Regions from separate parts of the Mus musculus genome. Here region 1 is linked to region 2. The links are chromatin loops, found by intact Hi-C in ENCODE. Cell type or tissue: gastrocnemius. All regions are shown on one strand. Each heading gives the region's core, and the rest is flanking DNA. Links, peaks and the distances in the headings are about the cores only. Region 1 overlaps Ano6 (anoctamin 6). Region 2 holds the start of Gm38469.

Region 1 (15,317 bases), core at 4,377-6,876, 350 kb before region 2:
TAATTCCGTGTCCACAAACTTTACTAAAAATGCTCTTATTATCTCTGGGTTCAAGGTGAGACCTAATGCTACGATAAATACTAGGATCTCCCTGTCTTGAAAAAACAAAAAATAAAAGAAATAAACCAAACAAACTAGGATCTGTGCAGGGGAGCGGTGTGGTCTTCAGTTGCTCATGGAAGCAGAAGTAGTAATGTGATTCCCACATCAAATTCAAATAGCAACTGGAGGGGTTTTATGGAGAACGGTAGGGTCCTGGGTGGTGTGCGGAGACAGCTGGGACCTGTGACAGGCTGTGGTTTCCCTCCTGCTGGTGTTCAAAGCCTTACATTGATGGGCTGTCTGTGCTTTACAGATCCAAGCAAAGCCATTAGGAGGACCATTTCTCATAGCCCTGAGTTAAGAGAACGCTTGGACATTGTATGGAATTCTCAAAGAATTAGTAAAAGATATTACATTAAAATATGAGCGCCGGAGAGATGCCTGAGTGGTTAAGAGCACTGACTGCTCTTCCTATGGACCTGGATTCCATTCCTAGCCCTCACGTGCTGGCTCACAACCGTCTTATCACTCCAGCCCCAGGAGGATCCAGTGTCCTGGCTTCTGTGCATATGGTGTGCAGACATACATGCTAGCAAAATACCAACAGAAATAAATAAAAATAAAGGCTTAAAAGATTTGAAATATGTTTTAAAAAAACCCCAATTTTAAAAGAAAGGATGTAGATCATTGACTGTTCTGTGTGCTTTTAGAGTTTCTGATTCATAGGTTTCATTTCAGTTTTGTTGCTTGTCATGGATGGACTCGGATTTTATCACGTTGATAGAATATGAAAGCCTCTTTCTTAACGTTTCTGAGTTGTTTTATTTCTTTTTTTCTTTAGCAAAGAGGTCTGTGATCCTGACATCGGTGGCCAGATCCTGATGTGCCCCCAGTGTGACAGGCTGTGTCCGTTCTGGAGGCTGAATATCACCTGTGAATCTTCTAAGGTAACTTTCAGCATTCCAGATGTGTGCAGAAAATAGTCACTTTAGCATAGCATATAGAATTATTCTCCCTCTGAGGAATGTATAAAGGACTTTCATAAATGAAGTTTCCCCCACGCTGGAAGGTAGCGTCCAGTCCACATGTTTATTCTGCATTTACAGATCATAAAGTGACAGTGACCACTTCTCAGAAGGCTCAGGGGAAGTAAGGATGTGGTGGGCCTGAAGCTACCTAAGGAACTCAGTTAATCCAAACGGAAGTTCCAAAGTCAGCTTGAGTAGAGATTTTGTTTTCTCGAGGCTGGGGGCTGCCCTTCCATGGAGCTGTAGCCTCAGCCATACGTGTACCATTGCAAGTGTTTGCATTCATTCAAATGAGTAGAAGCCTAAAATGTGTGCTTGTAGATTTGTACTTAAAAACCCTGCAGTTTGTACAGCTTGTGTTTTCTGCTTTCAGCACGTGCAGACACTCTATACCTTTGGATTTTTTAAAGGCTCTTCTGCTCATATTTAGACTATATCTGTTACTATAAAAGGAAAGTTTTGTATTTTGATGATAAAAGATGCTTGGCACAAAACATCCTCACAAAACACTGCTGACACCCCGAATACTGGCTGGTGGGGTGAGCTCTTAAGACCCAGGAAACTTGGGTCGAACCTTGAGACAGGAGGGAAGTGTGCTGAGAAGCTGTGAGCTTTGACAGACAGCTTGACCTCTTAGGACCGCAACGTTTCAACCTGTAAAGTGGGAATGATTCCACCTACATCATAGGCGCTTTATCTCTGGATGTAAAGAAATAGCCTGTCACAATAGACTACTGGTCTCTGATATGAATTTTGTCTTGCCATGGGAGACCAGGAATCGTGTGTTCCTGGAGCATTCTGACATAATCTATCAAAGTCTGTCATTTAAGAGTAATGCTAGAGTATTAATTTCTTTTTGAACTTTATTTTAGACTTATTTATGTGAGTACACTATCGCTGTGTAGGGCATTAGATTCCCAGGACAGATGAGATGGTCATGAGCCACCACGTAGTTACTGGGAATTGAACATAGGACCTATGGAAGAGCAGCCAGTGCTCTTAACTTCTGAGCTATCTCTCCATCTTTTATACTTTAATTGTGTGTGTGTGTATGTGTGTGTGTGTACACAAGCAAGTGTTAAAGTGAGAGGAGAAATTTTGTGGAGTTGTTTCTCTCTTTCCTTTTTGGAGAGGTTCCACATCACAGACTTGTGCAGCAAAGCAATTTTTCCTGCTGAGCCATTTTGAGAGTACTCTTCAGTGTTCTTATACTGATTACATCACCTTTGACACATAGCACCTGTGATGTAGGCAGAATCACTCTCCCATTTTACAGGTTGAAACACTGAGGCCATGAGAAACTAAACAGCCTGTGAAGCTCACACAGTTAGGAACTGGCAAGGACAGGAGCTACAGCAGATCTGCACTGCCCACCATGCCACATTTCTCACAGACTGGTAGCACTGGGCACACAACCCTGAAATCCAGATTTGTGTTTGAAAAACTTTCCCCACTACTAGTTATGATGACAGTGGCACACTGTCAGCCTAATTGATTTCTATACTTAACTAAGATTAAAGAGGATTTAACTGCCTGTCCCTTGAGCCAAGGCAGTGCCCAGACTGAACTAGAAGACTGTGCAGTGATTAGTAAGACTCAAGGAAGCCGCTGGCTGATGGCTTTGGACAGATGAATCACAGGCAGTTGTTAGCGCATTTCCCCAAGGCTCTGCACCCAAGCAGTAGCCGTGTACCCACGAAGCCACAGTGGAAGGTCTGCTCTGAAGACATCCATTACACTTCCCTCCCCTCGCCACTTCATTCCTTCGGCTCTACCTACAGTACCTTAGCTGAGGACTTTCAAGTGTCTTTCATTGTTCGGGGTGGGGGTTGGGGTGTGTGTGTGGTGGTCTTTGGTTCTGTCATGTTTCCTAAAGGATTTCTTGAATCTTGTGGGAGCCATTTACAAAGCGAAGGACACATAGATAAGAATCGGAGAGAAAGGATGAAAGGGGTGGGGTAAGGGTGAGTGGGGTGGGGTAAGGATGAGAGGAGCGGGGCAAGGATGAGAGGGGCGGGGCAGGAAAGATGTTTCTGATTTCTTCCATCCTTATTACATTGATTCACTTACTGATTTCTGCCTCTCCTCTGAAGAGCTGTTCACTTGTGACTCCAATAAAATGCTGACTTGGGGCTGCTCTTAATGTAGCCTCTGGACCACTGTGCCAGCTCAGCTGCCCATCAAGATAAGCTAGGCTTCTAAGCAAGCCTGTACCTTACCATCTCCCCTACTCCTGCTTCCAAAGGGCTCTCGGGACAAAGCAGAGAGAGGCCACATATCTACTTAGTAGCATGGCAGATTCATCTATGCCCAATCTTGCCCTGGGGTACCAGGCACATCCCTCACTGGGAACTAGGCAGTTGGCCTGACTTGTATCAATTCCAAAATGGGAGTGACAGTGGATGGGGTCTTGAGGAAGGAGATTTCACATGTGGGATATTTCTCACGGCACTTTGTGTGAAGCTATTTGCTGTAAATGGTTGAAGGACATTTCAGAGCAATGGGTCCCCAAAGGCAAAGAGAAAAGATACAGAAAGCATCATTGGTGGGACATCCAGGCATAACAAGTATATCTTCCTTCACCTGGAGATTTTTCTTTTTAAAGAGGGGTTGTCTCCTGAAACCATTTAGAATCATGCTGTTCGGGTAAAGTTCACATGGATGAGGGAGGCACTTGTGCCTGCTATGGAAACCCTGAGGATAAGAATGTAACTAGATACATAGTTTCTGATCATAACTAGATAGTTTCTAATGAAAATAAACAATGACTGTGTTCGTGAAAATGACACAGCTTTGAATATAAAAGGCAACTGAAACAAAGAAACCTATCTCGGCAGAGTACACTTCCCACTTAGAAACACCTTTGAATGTCACAGTTGTAGAAGTTCCCCTGGATCCTCTTCATGGCCCCCTTATCCCCTTTACTCTTCCCATGGCCTCTGGTAAAACAGGCAGACAGAACCCACTGCTCCCACTTAGCCATTAACTTTGTGAGTCCTTCCTTAAGGAAGTTTTTAAGTGCTCACAAATGAAAAGATGGTAACTGTGATGGTTTGTATATACTTGGCCCAGGAAGTGGCATTGTTTGAAAGTGTGGCCTTGCTGGAGTAGGTGTGTCACTGTAGGTGTGGGTTTTAAGTCCCTCATCCTAGCTGCCTGAAAGCTATTTTTCTCTTAGCAGCCTTCAGATAAAGATGTAGAACTCTCAGCTCCACCTATACCATGCCTGCCTGGATGCTGTCATGATAATGGACTGAACCTCTGAACCTGCAAGCCAGTCCTAATTAAATGTTTTCCTTAGAAGACTTGCCTAGGTCATGGCATCTGTTCACATCAGTAAAACCCTAACTATGACAGAAGTCAATTAGATTTTTTTACCCAGCCAGTCATAAAGGCAGGCAGCTAGGCTATGTATCCATCACCAAAGAGGTGGAGTTTGGCAGCCGTGGTAGCTCCGCCTCAGTGAGACAGTAATCCTTTCTGGTAATTGTACCAGTGCCATCAGCAGAAGCACCTGCATTGCCTTGATCCCACTGAAAATCCTCATCATCGCTTACAGATGCAAAGCCTTCCTCGGGTGGGTGGAAGCAGAAGGCTCCTGGAGGAGAGCCATCACTACATAAACTCAGCTTTGTATTTTTTTTTTAATAAGGAAAGGAATATTTCTGGAATTTATCCTCTGAGGGGACTGAGACACTGATAAGAGGCAAACCATAAACTTACTTAGAGGGCACTGGATCCTTAGAGCCGTTCGCTACGTTCTCCCACTCACTCTGACAGCTCATAAAAGAGGCTTTAACGGCCTGCAATCTTAGCAGATGTGCCTAGTCCTTTATCGCCGTGTGGGAAGATTCCACTGGAAAATGTACTCAAGGCTCAGACGGCGAAAGCTGTTTGCTTTTAAAATGCGAGAAATTCCATCTGTGGGTATGTCATACGTGTGGTGATTGTTAAACCAGCATTGGGCTCAGCAAACACTGCAGGCTGCAGAGTGTACGAAGTGTTACGTATTTGCTGAATTTCTGATAAGTGAGGAATTGATTTATTTATGCCTTGCTGCTCTGTTTTCCAGAAATTGTGCATCTTTGACAGTTTTGGAACCCTGATCTTCGCTGTATTTATGGGAGTGTGGGGTAAGTTACTTTCAGTTTTCTCTCAGTTTGATGGTGTCTGTGCAATTTTGTGTAAGCTATTAAATTCATGTACTTTTAGGACCATGTTCTGGCTGAACCTCCATTCCTCCAGAGCTTTGCTGGTAGTTGTCATTCGATTTTACTGTATGAAAATTTACCTCAGAGATCCATGGCTTCAACCACACACGGTTTCATTCTTTTTTGTTTTTGTTTTTTTGTTTTTCTTCTCTCAGTTCCCTGAGTCACACATGGCCTGATCTCTGTGGTGAGCCATTGGCTTCTCTGTAAAGAGGTGATATAGCAGTAAGAAGCCTGGCCTGGTCTGTGGGGTTCCAAATGGTGTCACCCTCAAATTATCTAGCCTAGGATTCTGTATGGGTCTTCAGAGATACAAAAGGACGCAAAGGACCACAGACCTCAATGGGTTTGGCATTAAGGTTATTATTGACATTTATTCTTTGAGAATGTCATACAATTAAATCTGGTCATATCCACCCCCTGCTTCATGTCTCAAGTTGCCCCCGATCCTCCCCACTGCGTCTTCCTCTCAACTTCATGTTCTCCTTGTCTATTCTGAAATAGCTCACTAAGCCCAGTTGGCGCTGCCGGGGTGTGCATGGGCTCTTGGCCAGCTTCTGGAGCCTAGGCAACCCTACCTCTGGCCAACCCTCCAGAGGAGAATGTGTCTCCTTCCCCAGGCAGCTGCTGAATGCCAGCAGCTCCTCCAGTAGAGATGACTTTTGTGAGCTCACCCCTAGTCTATGTTGTAATTTGGATTGGCTTATTGTGGGCAGGTCTGGTGCAGGTAACCATGGCTACTATGAGTCTGTGTGTATAGCAGCCATGCCTTATCCAGAAGATAATATTTCATGGTACTCTTCCCTGTCCTCGAACCATTAAATTCCTCCCCTCCCGATCCCCCTCTCCTCTCCCTCCTCTCTCCTCCTCCCCTTCCTCCCAGTCCTCCCCCTCCTCCTCTGCAGTGATACCTGAGCCTTGGCAGGGGTCTGGTAAGAGATGTCCCATTTAGGGCTGAGCACAGGGAAGCAGCTTTACCGACATGGAGAGCATCCTAGAACTATGGGTTTAAATTAAATGCTCAGACAGCTTGGCTGCATGGCCATTTAGCAAAGTCCCAACAGTAGGTCCCACCTTAGGGATTATGATCGCCTCAGGTCTGGGCTCTTAGCTCGGCTTAGAGTACCAGGCCTGACTTCTGTCCTGTGCAGCACACCCCAAATCCAATCAGAAGGCAACTGGCTACCCTATAAAAGTCATGCCACAACTGCACCCTGGGTACCCACAAGTGCAACAGCGACATTGGGCCCATGATTATAGTATTTGCTAATGTCCTGGCAGCTGAAGCAGCAAGGCAGGCATCCGAGCCTGAGGGATGGAGTGGAGGAAAGGACCCAGGGGTGTGAGTCACTGGAGGCCATCACTGTTGTTTCGGTGTCCGTCGTCTCAAATGCTAAGAACCAGAGCTCCTCTTTCCCCTGCCCCTCCCCCTCTCCTTTGACTAGACAATCACAGGAACCTCGTTAGTCCCCAAATACAAAATCTACAATAATCCAAAATCCCAGTGTTAGTGTAAATCAGCGCTCAGCATGTTTCCATATTCCAGGTTGGTAGATAAGGAATGCTTATTCTTAGACTATAACAGTCCCCACAGTTAGAATTCAGCCTGGGGCAGGGGCAGCAGTGAGGAACAGGAGAATGCCCGTGAGCTTGCTTCTTTTTATAGTTTTATAGGATCGGAAAGTTTTTAAGTATATTTCACTGTGGTAATAATAGCCAGTTCTCTGTAATAGAAAAGATGCGATCTTGACGCGTAAGTTCTGCCTAGAAACTGGATGTTGTTTGTCCCTTTTAACGTGGGTAGCATCAGTAATATAGCGAGGAAAGCATTTCATTTAAAAGCAGATGTCTGAGTGTTTGATTGGCGTAAATACTCTAACGTAGAGGAAAATGTCCCACCATCAAGGATACATGCATTCGATTTCCACTTGTGTCTTGTGCATTGAGATCAGCAATGTCAGGTCACAGGAAAGTGTGGGGAAGAAACCAGGCCACACCTCTCAGCTTGAAAGGCAAGTCTTTAGTGTGTGCACACACACAGAGTTGGGGATTGGGGTTCCTTGCAGGGCAGGTGGTGGCTTTACCTGTGAAGGGCCACCGAATGGTACATTGTACCCTTAAGAGATACATTGTACCCATGTGCTGGGTGGTATAGAGAGAATCTTACACATCTGGATGGATGTTATACCTGTCAATAATAAATCTGACCACTTGTAGCCTAGGTAGGAAATAGAAGGTGGGAGGGACACCTGGGAGGCAGAAAGAATTCTGGGATAGCACAGGCAGAAGATCAGCCTGGGAAGATGTGACAAGACAGGTGCAGGGTACCTGAGCACAGTTAACCAACCAGCCATGTGGCAGAATGTAGGTTAAATTAATTAGGGTATTTTAGTTTTGATCTAGTTAGAGCCTAGCTATATGGCCAAGGTATTTATAGATATATTTTTGAGTCTGAGTCTTTATTTCTGGGATCACGGGACTGGGAGTAAGAACTGGGCCTAACTTCTACAGGGTGGTGGTGGCTGGCACACGCCTTTGAATCCAGCACTCTGGAGGCAGAGGCAGGTGAATCTCTGAGTTCTCTGAGTTCGAGGCCAGCCTGGTCTACAGAGCAAGTTCCAAGACAGCCAGGGCTACACAGAAAAACCCTGTCTCAAAAAAAAAAAAACTATAAATAAATAGCAAACCAACCTCTGAGTGGCAAGGAGAGAGGGAGAGAGAAAAGACTGACCTGTGGATACTGTTCAGGGACACCGAAATCTAAGGTGACCACACTTACCCAGTAAGAGGCCCTGTCCTTCAGACACTTGGCATGTTTTACTGGAAACCATGCACTGAGAGATATGGCACAGAAGCATAGAGCAGGCAGGGGGTGCAGCTCAGCAGGAGGATGCTTGCCTACCGTGCCTACCATGAGTGACGCTTTGGGTCAGATCCATGTATTAGGACCCTCTGTGTTGCCCTCCACTGTTGTAAATACATCACCTTCCTCCAGTAGTAGCCAGGGAGCTACGCACGTAGGTCAGTACTCTTAATGTTGTGTGAGCCACAGCTTGTGATCTCTACAGCTCTAACAGAAGACATTTTAAGTAAAAGGAAAAAATATATATTAATTTTGATGAAGGAAGGACAAAGCCCAAATTTCCCTAAGTTTCCTCTCTCTGATCGTTAACTGCACCCTGGTTGTAGAACTGTCATGCATCAGGCTGTCTGCCAATCCTGTCTGACTTTAGGATGCAGAAAGCGTCTCTGCTTTTTGCTTGTGGTATCGTATGTACATCTTTAAGGATATCCATCTGATGAACTCTCTAAGTGCTTTACAGCAGTTTCCTCATTACTTCTGCCTTCTGAGGACTACTGCTGTGAACCTCATTACAGAAAAGTCTGAAATTGCAGAGTCGAGGCGGCAGGAGGCTCTGAAGTCATTGCTAGCCTCTGCCAATCCTGTGGCAGCTCCTCCCGCACAGCGTATCTGGCACGGACTAATTCTCCGTTCTCTAGATGGAAATGGTAAACGTTGAGGGCGGAAAAGCTTTTATAATCTTATATAGTACTAATCACATACATACCTAGAAATAGCCCGCATTTAGGCTGCACCAACCTGGGAGATTTGGGGGAATTCGTGGGATCCTAAGCACAAGCTGTGGTTAAAACAAAGATTCTGAACACATCCCAACCTCATTTCTCCTTCCCTGACTTTCCCTGGCTTAGACATGTGGTCATACAATACCATTTTTTAATGATCACATTTAAGGGAGAGTTTTAAACAAGGTGTAGTGATTTCTGGGAAAGATCCATGGACTCAGAAAGCGCAGCACCCACACTTGGGAATCAAGAAACTGGTCCCTGGGCCGGAGATGTTCCGGATGCTCTCGCTTCTGTCTCTGTTTCAGGGACATACAACCATGGCTAATGAGCATTTTAAGTCATTTCTAGTACCCCAGTGCAAGAGAGTCTGGGTTAGGAAGGTGGAATGGGGCGAGAAAGCCGATTTACCATATAGAACATTGTACATAACGGCATCTGAAGAGTTTTAAGACTCATGGCAGAGTCTGAATGCATCCACCTATCAGAGTTTATGTCTTGCCCTTTTATGTTACAGAATGTAACACTATACCACGCTCAACAATTTGGTTTTTGTGTGTGTGTGTGTGTGTGTGTGTGTGTGTTTGGGCATCTTTATCCAATACATACTTTCTTAGATAGAATGCTGTCATAATTAAGATAAGATCCATGCATCACCCCCTCATCTCTTATTATGTTGGTGGGTACTGGCAGAATTTTAACTGCATCTAGTTGACCAGAGCGGTGGTTCTCAGCCTTTCTAATGCTGAAACCCTGTAATAAATATAGTTCCTCCAGATGTTGTAGCCCCCAACCATAAAATTAATGAATTGCTACTTTATAACTGTAGTTTTGCTACTGTTAGGAATTGTAATGTGGATATCTGATGTGCAACCCCTGTGAAAGTGTCACCCCTCCCACCCCCAGGGGGTTGTAACCTACAGGTTGAGAGCCCCTGGCCTAGAGCCTCCTGGTATATGGTGTGCCTGGGTACTGAAGTACAGTGGAGCCCAGCTTGTTATATTGCAGAGACATGGAGCAAAAGATACAGGATAGCAGTTCCTCCCATTTGGGACACACTGCATATTGAATAACCCTGATAACTCCCAGGAATACTCCAAACATTGGGTAGCTGCACCCCATAGAGTTCTCGGCTGTGAACAAAAATGAAGACTCTCCCTCCATTCTTGTAACCCCTCGGGGCTTACCTTCAAGGTTGAGACTCTAACAACCTGGCCACTTGCTCGCTTCATATCCATTCACTTCCAAGGGTGAACTGCCCAAGAAGTAGGCAGCTTCCAACCCTTGGTGCCAGGGGTAGGGTTAGGTAGCTGCTACTTTCTCCTTAGGAGTTGGTTAGAATTGTTCATGTTGCTTTTTGAGAGTAAAGGTATCTTCATGAATCCTCTTCCACTGGTAGAGTTGTTTCATGGAGTCTGCGTGCATGCCATGATTTTAAAAGTGAGAAGAAGGGCAGGTAGCCCGTGACCACCCAGACAGAAAGTGACAAGCACAAAATAAGAGCTCTGTAGAAAGCTTGGCTTTTCCCAGGCTTCAATCGGTGACAGATAAAGTGTAAGCCACGCATGATGGCCCGCCCTTTAATTCCAACACTTGGGAGGCAGAGGTGGGTGGATTTCTCTGAGGTTCAGGCCCACCTGGTCTACATAGAGATTTTGAGGACAGCCAGGGCTACATGGAGAGACCCTGTCTCAAGAAACAAAATGACTACAACAAAAACGTTCATTAAGAAATTTGCAGCTAGGTTCTTAGAAAGAGGCAGAGATGTTTGGTTTCATTGACTTGATTACATTTTGATGTGATTATGTTTTGTTTAGGGTTCAGAAAAGTAGGGATGGGCAAAGAAATACTTTCTCTAAGCATCCTTGGAACTTTCTCCAAGGTAGATCCTGTTCTAAGACACAAAGCAAGTCTCCACACGTCTGAGAAGATTGGAATAACCGTAGAAAAGAGGTGGGACAGTGTAAAGGCTTAGCAGAGGATCCATGGAGAGTCCCCATCCCCGGTTTTAGGCCACTTACTCATCAGTCTGGCTCCAGAGGATCCAACACCTCGGGCCTCCACCAGCACCTGCACGCGCAGTTTTAAAAATAATGAAAATAAATTAAAAAACCAAAAAGATAGACTCTTGAAAATCAAACAACACACTTTTGATTGATGAATGAATAGGTCATTGAAGAAATCCAGAAAGAACTCGAAAAAGTTCCTAGACTCAAGTGAAAATTAAAACACAGTCTACCAAAACCTCTTCAGTACAATGAAAACAGTTGTCAGGGCATTTATAGTTGCAAAAATATACATAAAAAATATAGGAGAGGCTGCAAATAAGTAACTTAAGGTACCTTGAGGGCTTGGGGAAACAAAAAGAGAATCCCCCAATCAGTAGACAGAAATAAATTAATTAATTAAATGAGATACAAATTAATAAATTAGGGAGAAAAACAAACAAACAAAAACAAAACAAAACAAGGGGGCTGGAGAGATGGCTCATCACCATTAAGAGCACTGACTGCTCTTCTAGAGGTCCTGAGTTCAAGTCCCAGCAACCACATGGTAGCTGACAACCATCTCTAATGGGATCCGATGCCCTCTTTAGGTGTGTCTGAAGATAGCAACAGTGTACATAAAATAAATAAATCTTTAAACAAAACAAAACAAAATTCAATGAAACAAAGCAGTGGCCCAGGTCAACTGACATAGCAGAGAGTGGGGCAGTGTTAACTGGGTGCTCAAAGATGACTGGTCCCTTAAGCCAAGGTTGTAGGGTACCCAGTTTCTGGCACATTCCCTTCAATGTATGCAATCAGTGCATTTGTTAAGCTCAGTTGTGCATCTGTGAACAAGACATTCCCTCCCCCATGACAGTGACAGGTAGGCATGGCAGACCACAAGCCTAGAAGCAAATATAGACCAGGCTTACATGTTGCATGCGTTGACGAAAAGAGGGTGCTGACAGGAGAAATGAAGCGCTGTTTGTGAGAGGGCGCACTTTACCAGAAGGACCTCAGACTTAGGAGACAGAGTGGAGTCAACTTCTGGCATGGGGCATGCTTGGCAGAGTACTTGGGTAAGTTGACGTAGGCCTCCGTGGGACTGTGTGGATGTTTACCGAGGGGCTTTAATTCCATAGTCACCCTAAGAGGGTTGACCCTCACACTCTCAAGAAGTGTCTGTCACTTGAGGCTAGCATAGCTCCTGTGGGTTGTCACAGCCTGCTCCACCCAACAGCCTAGCGTCCTGAAGGTATTTATCCAGTGGCAAGCAGTTACCTCATCTCCCCTTAGGCAAGTTCAAAGACACTGAAGGCCTGACCATTTTCTCACCTTCAGTGGGTGAACTGATTCTAACTGCCCAGGCCATTTCTACCACTGACTAACTTGTTGGTGAAGTACTCAATGCAAGCCTGGGAACTGGGTCCTTGAGCAAAGTGTTGAATTCTTGCTCCTCCAGCATCCTAGCTTTTCCTCCAAGCCTCAGGCTTCCCACTCTGCCCTGCAGCACCAACTCTCAACCCTAACTGCTGATTGGAAGACAAGAAACACCCGTGCTCAGGCAGCATCCCTCCTTCCAGACCTGTTAAGCCAGAAAGACTCTCAGGGCTGGTGCCTGTGCTCAGGACTGTTTTAAAGCCCCCTCCCCACCACCACCACCCTCCTAATTGCCTCTTATGTGCAGCCCAAGTGAGATCTGCCACTGTACACACCTCATTTAGCCATCCCTCCACTCCCAGTCAACACTGAGGACTCCTGACTTGGCTGGGTCTTCTCATTCCTCTAGACTAGACACCTGCCCACGGGCACCTATTATCACTTACTGTCTTAGTTACTTTTCTATTGCTGTGATAAAACACCATGACGGAGGCAACTTACGAAAGTGTTTACTTGCGCTCACTGTTTCAGAGGGTTAAGGTGGCAAGGCATATTGATGGCGAGCGGTAGGCATGTTGGCTGGAGGAGCAGCTGTGAGCTCACATCTTGATACGGGAATAGGAAGCAGAGAGAGAGAGAGAGAGAGAGAGAGAGAGAGAGAGAGAGAGAGAGAGAGAACAGAGCTTACTGGGACTGGCATTGGCTTTTGACACACCAAAGCTTGCTCCAGTGACACACCTCCTCTAATAAGGCCACACCTCCTAATCCTTCCCAAACAGTTCCACCAAGTAGGCAACAACTATTCAAATGTACGAGCCTGGGGGATCATTCTCATTCAACACCCGCACAGACCCAGTGTCGTCTTTCCCGTGTGCCCCTACACTACACTAGGATCAAGGACTCTGCTCAAAGCAGAAGCCTGGCCTGCATTGTCCTCTTCCAGCCCCTTCATTACACCTTGCATCTATCCTGTCAGCTTCAACGTCCTTCACACGTGCATCCTTATCTGGTGTTACCTACAATGTAGGTCCCCCTGTGCCTGTGTTCACGCAAGACCACCACCAGTGCCCCCTCCCATCCTTTGTTAAACTCCTGGCTCCTTTTGGGGTCTATACTATTCTTTGTAAGGCGCCCTCCTGCGTATCTGTCACTTGGCTGGCCCATCTTCCTCATCTTAACGCTGCAGTCAGAGCCTGGCTGGAAAGCACCTGGTGTCCTGGCCTCCTTGACGTGGGCAGCTCGATGAGGAAGATAAACCTTACACCTGCCATCTTCCTCCCTGACCTGATCATGTCAGTCATCCCAAGACCTCCATGGCCCCCTCCTCTGGAAGTCTGTCCCTGGAGGTCTGGAAGTCTACTGTAGTGTTTTCAACCTTCCAGATGCTGCGACCCTTATACCATAAAATTATCTTGTTGCTATCTCATAATTTTGCTACTGTTATGAATTGTAATGTAAGTATCTGATGTGCCAGATATCTGATATGGGACCCCTGCAGGGGTGTGACCCCCAGGCTGAGAGCCACTGGTCTGTTGGCCAAGTCTAGCACCATCTGCTCTTGCTTGCTCTGCTGTGCCTCCCATCTCCATGCATCACATCGAAGTCCCTTTTTCTCTTTCTTGTTCTCAGCCTGTAGTGGACACGTGAACAGTCATTGTGAACAGAACCATGGTAATGTCAGAATGTTTATGTGAGAAAGGCTAGAGACAGTGCACTAATAAAAGGGCCTAGGAAACTGACCTGGAAGCCATATCTCCATTTAATGTTTGACAGTTTTAGGGTTTTTTTTTTAATTAGATATTGAAAAATAAAGATGCCTAATTGCTTCATGTTTGTACAAAATTGAGAAAGAGATTGGTTTTCCATGTAAAAATATTGTTTTAGCTCATTTAGAGGGCACTAGAATGTTCTTTCTAGCCCAGTCCCAGGGGGAGGGAGGAAGAGGAGTGCGGAGGACATAAGGAAGGGCTGAGCCATGGACCAAGCTTGAGTAGGGGATTACTTGTGTGTTCAGTTGACGAAGTGTGGGTTGCAAGCTTTGTGTCTGACTTACACACTTGCCTTCTGACCCTCCCTGTGGCAAGCTTTGTGTCTGACTTACACACTTGCCTTCTGACCCTCCCTGTGGCCCGACTCAGAACATCATGTTTTACAGTGTTTGCAAATTACTAACATTTTCATTTAAAGAAAAAAAGAAAGAAAAGCACTTCCTGCCTTTTAAATGTTAGCATCTCCTATAAATAGACTGCACTCAGCACAATGAGGAGTGGTAATTCCCAGCATGGAGTCTGACACCAACCTTAAAGAGCCACACTGTCCTCTTCTCTCCTGTCAGTTACATTGTTTTTGGAGTTTTGGAAGCGGCGCCAGGCAGAGCTCGAATATGAATGGGACACCGTTGAGCTACAGCAAGAGGAACAGGCCCGGCCAGAGTATGAGGCCCAGTGCAATCACGTGGTGATAAACGAGATCACTCAGGTACGTGTCTGTTCTGCTGCAGTGCAGTGCTCTCCTATCCCTGCAGGTTCTCAGCAAGGGGATGCAGTGCAGTGCTCTCCTTACAGGTTCTTAGCATAATGATGCAGTGCACTGCACTCCCTACAGGTTCTCAGCAAGGTGGTGCAGTGCAGTGCTCTCTCTGCAGTGGTTCACAATGTGATCCACCAGGCCATCATGGGGCTTGAACAGTGTAGGTGCCTGAGCCCATCATGGCACCATTGAGGTGCTGAGTATCCCAGATGTGTCTGGACACTGCTTAGGACAGTGTATGTAGAAGACCACTGTGGTCCCTCTCTTACAGTAACAGTAAAATGGGTATATTTTAGAGAGTGAAAGGGGCGTGGTTGTTTAAGGAAGCCATGTTGGCATGTACAGATGAGTCTCAGTCATCACAGGCAGCTTCCTTACAGCCAGTTATCATCCTAGGCTAGCCCAGCTGCCCTTCTGTCTTGTGCTCAGCCTCAGTCACTGGCCCAGGTTTTGGTTGGGCTGTACACAAAATAATCCTGTGACTCTTATCCTAAAGTCATAAGGGGTTGAAGGACGGGAATGCCTATGGCCCTACTGTGTACCAGCACTGTGTG
Region 2 (15,317 bases), core at 5,096-7,595:
AGGGAGAAACAATTTACCTGCAGAGCCCTTTGCTGTGGAGCTCATGAGGGAAGGGGTGGAACATGCCAGGGGCTCTTGTACAAGGGCACTAGTCAGGAGAGCTCTGCTCCTGTACCTCAGGTTCCCAAGGCCATTTCCATACCTCCAAATGACACCACCTCTAGTTTATCAGCTTGTGAACTGGGGGGAGGGACAGACACACAAACATTCTCTCTCACCTGCTAAGTCTCTGCTCGCTGGAGCCACGCACATTTGGCTGTTGGACCGGGAAGCTCCACGGTTGGGATTACACTTTCATGGGGAGGTTAGAAGAAACAACATCAGCAGCGCAACAAGCCTTTCCCAGTGTCTGCGGACTCCTGAGAGGATGGCCAATTCACTACCATCCTCCAGACTGTGTAGCCAGCTACGGAAGGCAATCAATGGCAAGGGCTGAGGGCTATGGCCCCTAATTACTACAAGACCAAAACCAAATCAACCAACCAAACCAACCACCGAATGGCCTTTTTCCAACTTGCACTGGACTCCATCTACAACCTTAAGGTCTATGGGCTGCTGTCTTAGATATTCCACAGTTATAAACTGCGCAGGTGCTACAGTCACGTAAACAATGCTAACCTGAGCGGACGTGGCAGTCATAGTATGAAAATGCAGTCTGTAGTCGCGGCTCATGGTTGTTCCTGGAACACTGGGAAAGAAAGCCTTAATAAACAATGTCTACTCGGATTCTAAGATAAACTGTTAGCTAATAAGTCCTGCATTATACAGCTAATAACTTTAAGATTATTCAATAATTCCTTAAAGATCTTTTAGTCTGCTCTTCCATAATTCCATTTTTATTTGGTAATCTTCTGTCATTTTCATGGATCAATGATTCTGCTTAAACATTTATATACTTTTCTTTAAATTATAAATGTTTTAGATAAATATATCACTGACACACATTTACTTATCAGCTAATCTGAATCTAGGAACCAGATTTTATCAGCTAGACAGAAGGAACTTTTAGTAGACAAAGCACTGGTTTGGGAACTGTGAAGCATACAGTAAAATATTTACCTTTTATGCATGAGCCCAAAGTCTAAGTTAAGTCCAATGTGTAAGCCTAAGTATTATTGTTGGAAAGAAGGACATGTTTACTTTCAAACACGCCCTTTTCTTTCTTCAGCAGGAAGTGCACCAAGGGAGACATCTTTCCTTTTTTTTTTCCTGTTTTTTTAAGACAGGGTTTCTCTGTGTAACCCCGGCCATCCTGGAAATTGATCTGTAGAGCAGGCTGGACTCGAACTCAGAGACCTGCTTTCCTGCGCCTCCAGAGGGCTGGCATCAAAGGAGAAAAATCTTAATGTTTTATATATAAGGTATGGTGGATGCTGACTACCTCTATCCATAAATGCACGAGTTGTTGGTTTTAAGTCATCAAGAACTATTCATGTAAGGATCTAAATCCTCCCAAAGGGCACATCCCACTTACACACTTGAACATGTTTGAGTGGCATGGTGGCACACACCTGTAAGTCCAGCACTGTAGCAATGATGGTCTCTTGTGGAATGTGTAAAAGTGTCACCTGTCAATAAAGAGCTGAGTGGCCTGTAGCACAGGCAGGAACAGCCTGCAGCTGGAACATCTGGCAGAATTATAGGAACTCTGAGAAAGACTGAGGTGCAGCAAGATTTACTACCTGCACTCAGTGTGAAACTGAGGCGAGGTAACCGTATGTGGCAGATATAACACAGAGTAAATGGGTTAAGTGAGTTACAGGCTAGTTGGGGAACAAGCCTAGCTTAAGGCCTAGGCATTCATAAATAAATAGTCTCAAAAACTCAAAAACAAACAAAAACTACTAGGGGTATAGATTAGTGGCAGAGGGCTCAGCTACCAGATAGAAAGCTCTAAGTTCAAGTCCCAGTGATACAGAAAACAAAAATGCTGAAGTAATATGTCAAAAAGCCTTGTGAACACACATACCACACACACACATACACACACCCCTTAAAAAAATACCTAACAGACTACTATCGCTATAGCTACAAATAACTTTAATTTTTCTTCAAAACCTATATTTAATGATGGTTCTTAAATGCTTTAACCTCCCTTGTTGCCCACCACCTACCAGAGGTAGTGGAAAAGAAAGGGTACAGGGGAAGTCGACTTGTTTAGAAAGGGTTCTTTGGAGCAACTCCCATCTGTGTTGTCTGGAAATGGGCAGTTCAGTTCACAGGTCAGCAGCGGCAGCTCGATCCACTCACAAACAAGTCACGGCTACATCTCGATCCACTCACAGACACATCAGGCTACACCAGCTCTCCAGTTTGGTAGTCAGGATAGCAACCAGGAATCAGCAGCAGTGGTGGCTTAGCTGAGACAGCCAGGCCTCTGCTTCAGCACGAGGTAGCAGGAGGGACCCGGAGGAATAGTTCCTCAGCTGTGCCTCTCAGAGAAAAGCAAAGATCAGTGAAGACTCTCGAGACTCACAAGGGTTGCACAGCTAGCTCTACCAGCAAGCCAAGCTCAGCCTGTCACTGCTGAGTCCTTTTTACACTCTCTCCAAACATCACTCGTCTTCCATGGATCTTGCCTCAGCTGACATCACTCAGCCAATCACTGGGAGTCTGCGGAAGCGGCAAGAAATTGTAGCACACCACCAGAAGCTTGTTAACACGTTTCTCTCTATGGAGTTCCGACAAATGCAGCTCCACTATGCAGTGTAAGGCGGACCACTACATGCGTGTAGTTAGGAAAGAATCCTTCATCCCGTGCCCTTTCCCTTGCTTGCTTTAGCAGACCATCCTTTCTCCTGTGTCTGCTTCAGCCAAACGTTCCTTCTCGAGTCTGCCTTAGCCTTTCACACCTCTGTCCACTTCAAATGAACTTCCTTCACCTGTTTGCCCTGGGAAACCACCGTCCAATTGACCTTCCAAACAACTCTGAAGTTTCCACCTCAGCTACATTGCCAGTTAAGGGCAGCTGTGCTGACACGCCCTGTAATCCAGCAACTGAGCCGTTGAGATGAGATTATGGAGTTCAAGGCCAGCCTGAACTACACAGTATGAGACCATGCTTAAAAAAGGCTTCAACTATACACCGGGTCACAGACAAGGCACAAAAACTCGATGAAAGCTAAAAATATCTACAAAAGCCACTCTGGGCTAATGCTCCATTGCAAGCCTCAGATGCCACAGCAAACAGCAGCAGCTCTAACAGTCAAAGCACTGGAACACTTGGTTGAATGTCACCCATACATTGTCCCTGATAAAACAATACTCATGTCATTCTAGTAGGCATACCCAGTTAGTCAAAGAATGAAATGTGAAATGACCTTTTGATTCATGTAATCCTTTATACAAGTTTTCCAGAGGAATAACAACCAAAATAATATCTAGGCTCCTTTAAAAAGAACTTTAAAGACTATCACACAAATGCATGTCTGCTAGTTTTCACTATTTCCACTAAGTGGTTTTCCTTAGCGAAAGCTTCAAACTGCTTTTTTGCAGGAGGCCAACACCATTTCAACAGAAAGACTCCTGAATGATCTTCTAAGCTTCTTATGTCTTTGTCATTGTCAAGTAGCTTGAACTTTATACATACTACAGTGCCCTCTGAATGACCACACCTTGCTTCCCAAGGCTGGAGGACACCTCCAACTTAGACACGGTTAGCTCCGAAGACACTGTAGAAACCCACACAGAACAGAGCTGGGGAGGGAGGGAAGGAGCCCAGGCGTAGTAAATCCAAGCCAACCCCATGGCTGTGGCCATGGCCCTGTTACTATCCAACCCGACCCGACGGTGTTACTAGTTCTGTGGCCTCAGCTCAACGGAGCAGACAACACCGGGCTTGGCAAATGGCAGTGTTTAAGGCACAGCCGCTTCCATGGGAATAGAGTGAAGTCTCAAAGCAAGGGGGCATCACCCAACCTCTTGTTAACCCCAATATCTGAGTAAGAAATGCCTTTAAATGGGGTTCAAGGAAACAGATGCTACAAACAACCCATCACTAATTACCAATGCTACCTGTTGGCATTTAGTCTAGGCTCCGCCCACGGTTACTTAGCAACAGCCAAGTGTGCCTGACTGCTTGCCCCCTCCTCTCTCTTGCTCTTTCTTCTCTTGTTCCTGCTCTCTTATCCTCTTCCCCTCTCCCCATTCACTTCCCCCTCCACGTGCTCAAGGTTGGCTTCTACACCTCTTCTCCCTTCCTCTCAACTTTCCATGCCCTAAATAAACTCTATTCTATATTATCCCGTCCTGTGACTGGTACCTCAGAGGGAAAGGAATGCCTCAGCAAAGGCCCGCAGAGGCATGGCCTTCCTCCACATCTTACAACGCCTCCACCAAACACATCCCTGGCTTCTCCTTCTTTTTATAAAACACAACACTACCTGCTATCGTGATCAATATTGATAATAAAAGGGAGTTTGCTTTAAAACTATCTTACAATACTATGAAATCTGAATTTCTGTTTACAGTATACGCCACTAAGCTTCCATTCTGATGCTAGAGAAAAACAGATAATCAAGGTCTTTGAGAAACAGAAGAGTTAAAAAGATTCAATTATAAGTCACTATCACTCTAACTCATGTAGTCAAAGAAAAACTACAGCGCTCCATGAATCCTATTACACAGCTCTGCACTTCAGCTTAATTCCTGTTTTATTGTCTTGCCAACATGATTGCCAATTCCTTAAGCTTTACAGCTAGTCAAAAATTAAGTCTGCATTAAACACAAAATTAATATGTCTTTGGATTTAATTTTTTAAATTAATAGCAAAGTGCAATGTAGAAGGGAGTCAATGTACCAAAAAATTGAAACAGAAGATAAAACTCCATCAAAACAATGCTCAGTGTGTGTGTGTGTGTGTGTGTGTGTGTGTACAACAGTCACTGAACATTCCCCTGCTTGCCGCTCCCTTAAATAAAGTTAATTATTAGACCCATGGATCTGCGTTTTCAGAGACTATGATTTAAGTGCTTATTATGAACATTACACTTTGAGTAATCACTAACCCTGTGATCCCTCTGTTGATATGATGCCACGATGCTATTTTATACAGAATTATATCTAATTGTCCCCCAAAATAACTGATTTACCTTGTCTGTGACAGGGTCTCACAATTGTAGCTCTGGCTATCACGGAACTCACAATCCTGTCACAGTAACCAAGGCTGAGATTTCAGCCGAGAGCTACAACCCTGCCTGAAATTGAATTTCAAATGTAACTCTATGTTAAAAGATTCTGGTTAAGTACTGAAAACTAAGAATCCTATTGTGTAACTATTTCATGATAGCCTCCACGGCTGCAACACTGATTTCTGGCCGGTCAGACTCTTCTTCCTTCTCCACCTCTTGACCAAGGCAGGCATTCGACCGCTATTTACTTAGTGGGTTTGTAATCAACACTGACAATAAATAGCTGCTTGGCTTAGTATATATGCCCTCCCAAATGTAGATGTTATTAAACAGAATAAACAAAGTATTAAAATGCTAAATGTATAATAAGTAGTTTCAGTGACCAAAAAAGAAATAATTAAGAATGCATAAATGTATTCCATTAAACTATCTGAAAAATCTCAGGACTAGAAAAGTGACTTAAACATCTAAGGCCAATGCCCTCTGCCAAAACCCATGGGGATGCTACCTCCAGGGTGTATTATTATAAATGCATACGATTTAATATTCTGGTTAAATCATTTTTTTTTCAAATTGAAAGCGATCATTTATTTTTAAATAAAATTGCACTGTTCTCATCTACAGACTAACTTCTAATATTTAGTGAAAATGAGAAAAATGTCCCGCAGCTTACCAGATCCTTTTGTGTCAAATCACCTGGAAAGCTGGCAACTGAAGAGCCGAGAGCGCCTGTCTACATTAGCGCTGTCCTACTCTGCAGAATAGCTCTTTTCCTCCTTTCCTTTAAAAAAAACGTTATTCATTCTGCCAAGACTCACCACCAGAAGGGAAAGGACACCTCTGTTATTCGAAGTTGTGATCAAATTTTCAGAGAGACAAGTTGGCACACAGGTACAACCGCAGCAGATCCCAACAAAAGCAGCAAGCCACAAAAGCATTCTCTCAGCTCACTAAGAGTTCTTAACGTCATCTTCAAAGAAATGCCAATTTAACTACAAAAGTCTTCAACCAACCAAATCATTTCTGTAGACCTTACAGTAACCCAAAATCTCAAATTGAGCTGACGTGCCCAGTCTTCACCTAAGTTAATTTGCTCCTTGAAATCCCATGCCTGACATGAATAATTTGAAATTGGGTGGGTTTTTTTTTTTTAATTTTTTTTGACATGCTTTTTTGAAAAGGAACTTTTATAATTCGTGATGAAGCAGACAGATGGTATGGGACAAAGATCTACACAGCAGGAATCTCTGACTTGGACTTGCAGTCACTACTAAAAAAAGATAGACATTTCTCCTAGCATAAAGTCTTTGTCGCATTTCTCATCAGAACAGTAAGCTGTACTGAGGTTTGGACAATGTTCACTCTCGCTTTAATGTTTAAGGGAATGCTTTTCATTAATGCTTGAAAGCTCTGAGCTATATTGTACTTTACATCAAATTAGTTAGAGAATACCTATTGTAAAACTGTCAGCACATCTCTAACACGCCTTGTGTAGGCTCCACCTGCTCTATGCTGCCCACTATTGGGAATGTATTATGGTAATAAGAAATGTGATACTACCCACCGGGGTTACTTCAGTACAAAAGCATAAAAATATTCTCCTGCGGCTTGGGTGAGTGCTAAGACACAGACGGCATCCTTGCGAGGGATAAAGACTGAGCAGTCGTAGCTAAACTTATCAAATATGGTAGCCATCAGTAGGAACACACCGGACCAGGAACTATGTTGTGTTCCATGGGCCAGCAGCACTCACAGGGCGGGGCAGAAGATGGGCTGTGGAATGTGCAGAAGGCGACTGTTCAGTGCTCAGACGGAAATATGCAGGTGCCATCATAGTATCTCAACGAGTCACCACAGAACCACACAAGCACAATGGCTAATGCAACTGGAAGATGACACAGAAACCCAGATAAACTCCCCTCTGCCCTTAAGTTTTCCTTTCCAAGCAAATAACCAGATGGCTGCTTTTGGTCTCCTATTCCCTCCCCCCCCCCCCGCGCTGATTTCAGGAAAATTGAACTGCTCTGTGATCCATCCGATAACATCAACTTTTAGGTTTGTATTCACTAAACAGAGACTAGTCAAAGTGTTAAGAATTTAAATTCTATCCATCAGTAGACTTCCGTTTTGAGGATTACACCTCTTCTACAGAAAGCAACCCTAAAAAATTCCTGGAAAAGCTTTAAAAGGTTAGATTCCCTCCAAGCCTTTGACACTTTCTCTGAAAACCAAAATTGCTACTAAGTACGTGTGTGGATAGACACACACTCGTAGCATTCGCTGCCTTCCGAGTGTCAGCCTCCCCCTTGTAAAGGGCCGACATGTCATCCCTCCACTCTGCTCCTGGACCTGACAATCAAAGCCAAGCAGGCCAGTCCGCCTGCCTGCCTGCCCGGCGGCGCAGGAGTGGGGTGGAAGGACGCTCCGACGTCCACCTAGAGACATCAACAACGTACAGTAGTCCCAGGTTGGGCTCCGACGACTTTAAAAGTCAGGGCTCGTGCCGCCTCCGTCCCCACGGCGCCCGCGGCTGCAGGGCCCGTCCGCCGGGTCGCCTTGGGCCGCCACCGCGGGCATCGCCGATTCCGCCGCGGTCCTGGAGCCGGAAGGCCCTCCGCGGTCCCCGCGGGCGAGCGCGCACGACGACGGCGGCGGGCCCTCCCGGTCCTCGTCCCTCCGGATCCGGGGCCCGCGGTCACCCCGCCGCGAGTCCAGTCCAGCCCACCCCGCCTCTGCCTTCAGCTACCCTTCCCGTGGCGCGCGGCCTCGCTCGGAGAAGACGGAAGAGGACAGGGCGCGCCGGGCCAGGAGTCGCCGACGTCCTTGGCAACGCGGTCCTTCCCCCCCCCCCACACCCCACGCGGGCTTCCCCCCCGGGTCCGCTGCATCCTCGGCGGAGGTATTCCACGGTGACGGGTCTCTCGCCTCGCGCACAAGATGGGGCCCGGGGAGCGGCCGCCCGGCGGATCCATGGGCGCCGCCATTTTGTGAGGCGCGGCGGCCGGAGCTCGGCTGTGTGTAATGGTTGCAGAGAGTGACCCCCCTCTAGGGAATCCCCGGCGCTGACGGTTACGCAAGGGGCCGTGCGCAAGTGCGGAGCGCAGGGAATCCGCACAGCCCGGCCAGCCCGGCTCGCCGCTGCCCTTGAGGCGGCGGGGGAAGGGGCGGCCGCTGGCCCAGCCCGGCTCTCCCCACCAGCGCGCCTCGCCTCGCCTCGGGCCCGGCCGGCTTCTCCTCCTCCTCCTCGGCCAGGGTCTCCGCCCCTCACAGGCTTGCGAGGCACTCACTGGTCCTCGGGTGTCAGGAATTTGCTAGCCACACCTTATCCCGACCCCACTGAAGACATAAACTTTACTTGGGAAATAAACCCGTTTCCTAGAGTGAGTACCGGAAGCACGCTCCGCTCTATTACATAATTCTCTCTTTTTTTAATATACTCCTCCCCGTCACCCGATAGGTGCTCCCATCGGAAAGACTACCTGAAATAAACCCATCCAGACTCTTACCAGCTTGTGACCTTGGGCTAGTGACTTTGCCACTGGTGGCTGTCTCTAAAATGGGAATCCTAGTAGACCAAAGGAGAAGCATGAGGCTCTCCACATTTGCAGACCGGGGAGGGCTCCAACACCCGGGTAAATGCAAATTTAAGTGGTACTAAAAAAAAAAAAAGATACAAATTTTGAATTCCCTATGTACACATTTTCTTTTTTTTTAAACTGAAAGGGAAAAACATTTTGCCCTCTTTTTCAGATACTAGTGCAAAAAAAGACCTAAGCAGTGTTATTCTCAAAGTTGGGAGGTTATTTCCCAACAGGCGCGATTACCGTTTGCGTACCTCCGGGTTCGGTGCACCAAACCGACCAAAAAAGGGAGGACGAGTGAAAAGCCTTACTCTAGCTCCACAAAAGTAGGGCAGGCAGTTTCCAGCCTATTCGATCCTACAGTTTGTCAAAGTGAGTTTACGGCCCCATCATGGACCATGTGCTCGGCGGGCTTCGTGCTAGCACGATGAAGCCCGGAGGCCAACGCCTCCCGCTAGCAACGTCTCCAGAGGGGGCGAGCGGACTCGTCCGCGGCCGCCGGGGCTGCGCCGAGCGAGCCTGCTTCTCAGTGTGGCCGGAGGCCCGGCGGGCGCCGCCGGGGACGCGAACATCGCCTCCACCCCTAAGCCCGGAACAACCGGTAGTGGCCGTTTCCCCGCGCCGCCCCCCTTTCCGCCCGCTTTGTGTGCGTGTGAAATGTGCTGCACATTGCAGATGAACCCTAAGCCGGGCGAGCCGAGTCTATTGTTCCCCGCGAGGAGCCGCCGCGACCGTGTGGAGCCAGGCGCAGTGCCGCGGCCGGCCCTCGGGGGGCGCTGTGCGGCGCTGGCGGCCCGGCCGTGGCGGCGGCAGCAGAGAACGGGAGGCTGGCGGGCAGGCAGGCAGGCCGGCGGGCGGCGCGCAGCGGCTCGGCTGCCGCCGGAGCCTGTGCCCGGGGACGCCCGGGCCGCCGCCGCCGCCGCCGCGCGTGAATGTGTGCGAGGGCCCCGCGGAGCCGCGGCCCGGATCCACGCTGTCACCCCGCTCTCCACAAGCCACCACACAGACCTCCCCCTCCCCACGCGGCCCCGCCTGCCCCGGCCCCGCCGCGCCGCCGCCGCCGCCGCCGCCGCCGCAACTCCCAGGCCTGCGGCCGCCCGGGCCCCTCGCCTCGGCTCGCCCGGCCCCCGGTCGGCTCGTGCGCCCCCCGGCCGCAGCACCATGTTGAATCGCGTCCCCGGGCCGAGCCGCCAGGGCCGGCGGCGCTGAGAGGCGGCCCAGAGCCGGGCCGCGGGAGGCGGCGAGGCAGGGTGGGGGCCGCGCTCGCCCCGCGGCTCCGCGCCCGGCCGCCCGTCGCCTGCCCCTCTAGTTTCGCTCCCGTTTCTTTAAACTTTTTTAGAAATTCCCCTCCCTCCGGCCCTGCGCTCCCCCTGGCCTCCCGCTCCCTCCTTCCCCTCCTCCTCGCCTCCTCCCCCTCCCTCCTCCCTCCCTGCGCCGCCGCCGCCGCCGCCGCCGCCGCCGCCGCCGCCACCGCCGGCCCATGACTGAGCCCCGCCACCGCCGGCCGAGGAATGGGCTCCGGGCGCTGGTAGGGAGCGCGGGGAGCGGGGGCCGCGTTTGAACCGCGATCTGGGTTTTTTCGGGAGACCTCCTTTGGCAAAATAATGGCAAACTCGACGGGGAAGGCGCCTCCGGACGAGCGGAGGAAGGGACTGGCTTTCCTGGACGAGCTGCGGCAGTTCCACCACAGCAGAGGGTGAGAGCAGGACCGGGGGGGCAGCGCCGGGGCGAGCCGGGGCGAACGGGGGCCCGCCGCGGGCGCGGGGTCCCGGTGACAAGTGCGGGGCTTTCTGTCGCCCGCAGGTCGCCGTTTAAGAAGATCCCTGCGGTGGGTGGGAAGGAGCTGGATCTTCACGGGCTCTACACCAGAGTCACTACTTTAGGCGGATTCGCGAAGGTGAGTGGAAGTTTTAATTTGTATTTCCCTCTCGCTGGCCTGCTCGGAAAAGTCTGCTCCGACCCGGGAGCAGGCGCCCGGGGTCGGGGGGGCGATCGGCGGGACACACGGCGTTCTCGGCGCTCGCAGCCGGTGGCCCACGGAGGCGGCCGGCGGCGGGGCTGTTTTCGGCCTGGTGGCTCGCGTGCGCGCGGCGGGCGCGGGGCTTGGGCGGGCGGTGCGGCCCGGCGGCGGGGAGCGCCCTGCCCGGTGTCCGGCCGGCCCCGCGGGGTCTGAGCGGCGCGGCGGGGAGCGCGGGCGAGTGGAGTGCTCGCCCGCCGCCCGCCGAGCCCGCGGCCCGCCCGCCCGCCCGCGAGTCAGCGCTGCCGCCGCCGCCGCTGCCGCTCTAGCACAGGCGGAGACACAGAGACACACAGACTCTGAGCAGTTTTCGTGCAACTCAAAATTAGCGCGGGCAGGTTTAACATCGATAATCGGCTGCGAAATGATCCCGGCGGCCGGGGGCACAGCCTCGGCCCGCTCGCCCTGGCTTTCTACAGCTAACAAAAGAAAGCAGGACCTGTCTGCAAATAGCCATCTTAGGCTTCAAGGCTAGGCAGAAGCTGTAGGCCTCAAAGAAGGGCCTATGGAGATGGATAGATCTGGGAGAGGGATCGGAGTCGGCCCCGGCCCCGGCCCCCCCAGAGCTCGCGGACGTCGCTGTCCGGAGCAGTATTGATCCTTTTGAACTTTTTTTTTTTTTTTTCTTTACTGCAAACGGACCGCGTTGAGATTTAAAAGGGGGCGACAGAGGGACTTGCGATTGGTTATTGTCCGGGCTTCAAAAACAAAACAAACCCACCAACCCCCCCCCAAAACAAAACAAGTGCTGCTAAATACAGGGCTCTCTGATGAAAACATAGTGATTCAAGCAGCCCTGGCTTAGTAACTCTCGTGGGTCGACCCCAGACACCCACTGCTCCTTAGGTGTCTACAGATCTCTGCAGAAGGGGCATTTAGCTTCCAGGTTAGGGTAGGTTTTTCTTGGATTGGGCACTTTGAGACAAGTGTGCCTGTGTTTTTAACAGGTTTCTGAGAAGAATCAGTGGGGAGAAATTGTTGAAGAGTTCAACTTTCCCAGAAGTTGTTCCAACGCTGCCTTTGCTTTAAAACAGTATTACTTGCGGTGAGTAGTGGTGACTTTTCCACAGTATTTGGAAACGAGGGACTTAGGGGCGATTAAACAACAACAAAATCTGCGCTCTAACCAGTTTTCCAATCCCTTGTTAATTGCAGTCTGAGAAGCATTTGCTGTCAATACAGTGAGATGGTAGGAGGCTGACGTTCTCCTCAGGTTAAAATACAATCATTTATATTTTTCATACAAAGTCATTACAGGCGACACCCCACATCCTACCTTGTAAACATTCTTTTGTGACATTGTTATTGACTGCTTGATAGCCACGGGGGGGGGGGTGTGGAGGGGGGACCGGACAGGAAAGAAGGTGCTTAGTAAAAGACTTGGGATACTTAATGAAACTTTGTAACCTGTGGGAGAGAGAGTTCCCCCCACCTTCTTTATTTGGAAACTCCTTAGCCGCCCATAATTCTGGCTTTTGTGGACTTTTTGTTTGTTTGTTTGTTTTTTTAAAAGAAAACTTACTGCCTGGAACTGTTCCTCAGTGGGTTTTCAATGGGATATTTTTACATAAATAATCTAATGAAGATACCTTGGCTGATCAGAATTAACTTTTGAACTCTTTTGTTGTTAATTGAATTTTTGAGAAACTTAAAAATATCCAATATCTTTAGGAATATGGGGATGGTTTGAATCTGGGTATTACGGTTGGATTTTTTTTTTCATTTCCTTAAATTTTGACTGCTTACTCAAGAAAGTAAATTTCTTATTTTGTTTATATGATTCAGTCTAGATAATGTATTTTGTGACTTAGTGGTTTTTTTCTTAGGTTTGCTTCTATACTTTCATGTTGTACTTTATTTTGAAGGGAACCTTTATTTTTCCTTGATTATCCACAGTAACCTTAGTTATTTAAAATGAAAATAATGCTCTTAATATGTCTAATAAGTATTGTTACTGATGATATTACAAGATAGCATGTTTTATATTTGTAATGTAGCTTGTGTATAATTGGAGTTTTGTATTGCTTCAAATGCGCTAGTCACTCTGCATAGCACTCAGGATTCTGAAATAGGAAACAGGGTAAATTGCACAGGTGCACTTCCTATTGGCTGCCTTAGATTGACTTCAGACTTCTTGCTGAAGAGTTGACAGCACTTGGCAGTTAGTGAGTTCCATAGGCACTCTAGAATATACCAGGGTGAGAGTGTGTGTGTGTGTGTGTGATAGTATTAGGTGTCAGAGTACCTTGTTAAATAAAAGGATAAAGTAAAAAAGAAATTTCCAAGCCATTGACTTAGTAATAGAGTTAGAAATAAAAATTTAATACGGAGTGATAGTCATTTGATTATTTCTGTTTCTAATAGTTGAGAGGATTTGAGAGGGTTGTGATAATACAAGTTAGGGCTTTGTACTAATCAATTCAAACACAGTTGTAGTATTTTGTATGTTTTAATTGTATATTTTAAAGTTAGGCTTAGTCTTCATTAAATGTATAGATTAAAATTCTGTGTTCAGTGCTAAATGGTATATATGGCTGATGAGATGTATATTTTTTCTGTAAACTTTACATTCATCTTAACAATCTTCATATAATTAATGAAGTACCTGGACTGCTTTTCTTTTACAAAGTGTAATTATAAGTATTTTGTTTCCTGTTGTCATTCCTGTCTTGGGATTATGTCATACATTAATTGTACTTATGGCTACCCTTTTTAACTGGATGCTTTCAAGATTGTTAAGTATTTACATTGTTCTTGGGTCAGCGTGGGCCTTGTGTTCTTATTAGAGCTGTTTTGAACTATGTCCTTAGCTAAACTTGTTTTTCCCCCATATGTCACTCTCCTGCTTTGCTTTTGTGGGGCTGTAGCTAGGCTACTGAGAAAGAGTGGAAGCATTTGTTTGAGAAAATAAAACCATGTGAAGATTTGCATGGCTTGCAAAGAAATAGGATGGTCAAATATTGGGTATTGCCAACCTTGATAGAATTTCCCAGGTGTTGTATTGCAGTTAGAGGATATATATTATGTTGGGGATATATATATACATATATGTATATATGTGTGTGTATATGTATGTATGTATATGTGTATATGTATGTGTATATGTATGTATATACACACACACATATATACATATATATATGTATGTGTGTGTGTGTATATATATACACACACTTTCCTCTAAAAAAAATCTAATTGGCAAACCAGATATGGAACTTTTCAACAGTAAATTTATTTGTTAGCTGTAATAACGAATGCCTTCTCAGTCAGGCATGGGAATTGGTGACTTGGTGAGTTAGCTCTTTGCTAGATCAGATTTAATACCCTAGTTTCTGAAAAGCAGTTGATGCGATGTATTTTGGTAGGTATCTTTTGATTGAGTGGGTTTTTGGTTTTTGTTGGTTTTTGATTCATCTTTAGATAGCATCTCTGTCTATGTGGCTCAAGGGGCAATCCTCCTGCCTCAGCATTTCAGTTATGAGATTCTAAACTTATGCCACTATGCCTTGGCTTTGCAGTATCATTTCTAAGTCAAATATTGACCAGGCATATACAAACTTTTTTTTTTTTTTGGTTTTTCAAGACAGGGTTTCTCTGTATAGCCCTGGCTGTCCTGGAACTCACTTTGTAGACCAGGCTGGCCTTGAACTCAGAAATCTGCCTGCCTCTGCCTCCCAAGTGCTGGAGCCAAAGGCATGCACCACCACGCCTGGCTTATACAAACATATTTAATGAGAGCTGCTTTTTCATGGGACGCATTGTAAGACTGCCATTGCTGTTTTTAGCTCTCTGTAAAAGTTTCATACTCACCTCCATCTCCCTGTAGTTATATAGTTAATTGAATGAACACTTATTAGACTAGCACCATTTGATATATAGCTACATACCGTTAACAGACAAATACGAGCAGACTGTGTTAGCCATGCATATGTTCTAACAGTTCTTCTATGCTCTTTTTGGTATAAATATGGTCATTAAGTATGGAGACATTGTAGCCTGCCAAAGTTAGGTCACATATATCAAATACTCACTCACTCAACTATAGATTGTCTACAACAAAAGTCTCAGCCCAAAACACTGGTATTTCATGTTTTATTTTTAAATGATTTATTTTTATTTTATGTGCACTGGTGTTTTGTTTGTGAGTATGTCTGTGGGAGGCTGTCAGATCCCCTGGAGCTGGAGGTACAGAGAGTTGTGACTGCCATATGGGGGCTGGGAATTGAACCTGGGTCCTTTCGAAGAGTAGCCAGTGCTCTTAACTGCCAAGCTATCTCTGCAGCCCCCTGGTATTTAATTTTTTAAAATGTAAGTGCCTGCTGACAGTTTCCCAAAGTATAGCTTTATATTTTAAAAATTATATTTTAAGCTGGGTAGTGGGGGCACCTGCCTTTAATCCCAGCCCTTGAGAGGCAGGGCCAGATGAATCTCTTGAGTTGAAGGCCAGCCTGGTTTACAGAGTGATTCCAGGACAACCAGAGCTATTACACAGAGAAACCCTGTCTCCAATACATAAGTAAATAAGTTAAATAAAAAAATTCCATTCTAATTAGCTCATAAATGCTTATCTTTTTTTCATTTAGCATCATT

The links. Hi-C counts contacts between places; a loop is a spot of excess contacts. Peaks named below come from ENCODE experiments on the same cell type or tissue, not always from the same donor. Only the 100,000 strongest peaks of a DNase experiment are listed, where the experiment ranks them.
Region 1: it touches region 2 in a loop (3-fold over the local background); 7 of 42 quality-filtered maps call a loop at or near these places.

Annotation. Positions count from the first base shown.
Region 1 is chr15:95,926,641-95,941,957 of GRCm38, forward strand. It overlaps Ano6 (anoctamin 6), which reads left to right. Exons shown (of 20, transcript NM_175344.4): 9 at 884-989; 10 at 5,143-5,203; 11 at 14,570-14,712. Among named protein-coding and RNA genes, the nearest start is that of Gm41389, 22 kb to the left of the region's middle. In gastrocnemius, for the core only: no CTCF peak of the experiment used is centred there; a DNase peak (open chromatin) is centred at 5,826; H3K4me3 peaks cover 1,003 bases; H3K27ac peaks cover 2,153 bases.
Region 2 is chr15:96,277,381-96,292,697 of GRCm38, forward strand. Gm38469 reads right to left here and starts at 10,018. Exons shown (of 3, transcript XM_011245785.3): 1 at 8,636-10,018. The coding sequence starts at 9,873. The coding sequence ends at 9,130. It overlaps Arid2 (AT rich interactive domain 2 (ARID, RFX-like)), which reads left to right and starts at 10,142. Exons shown (of 21, transcript NM_175251.4): 1 at 10,142-10,406; 2 at 10,514-10,607; 3 at 11,675-11,772. The coding sequence starts at 10,315. In gastrocnemius, for the core only: a CTCF peak has its summit at 6,644; DNase peaks (open chromatin) are centred at 5,947 and 6,906; H3K4me3 peaks cover 2,500 bases; H3K27ac peaks cover 1,864 bases.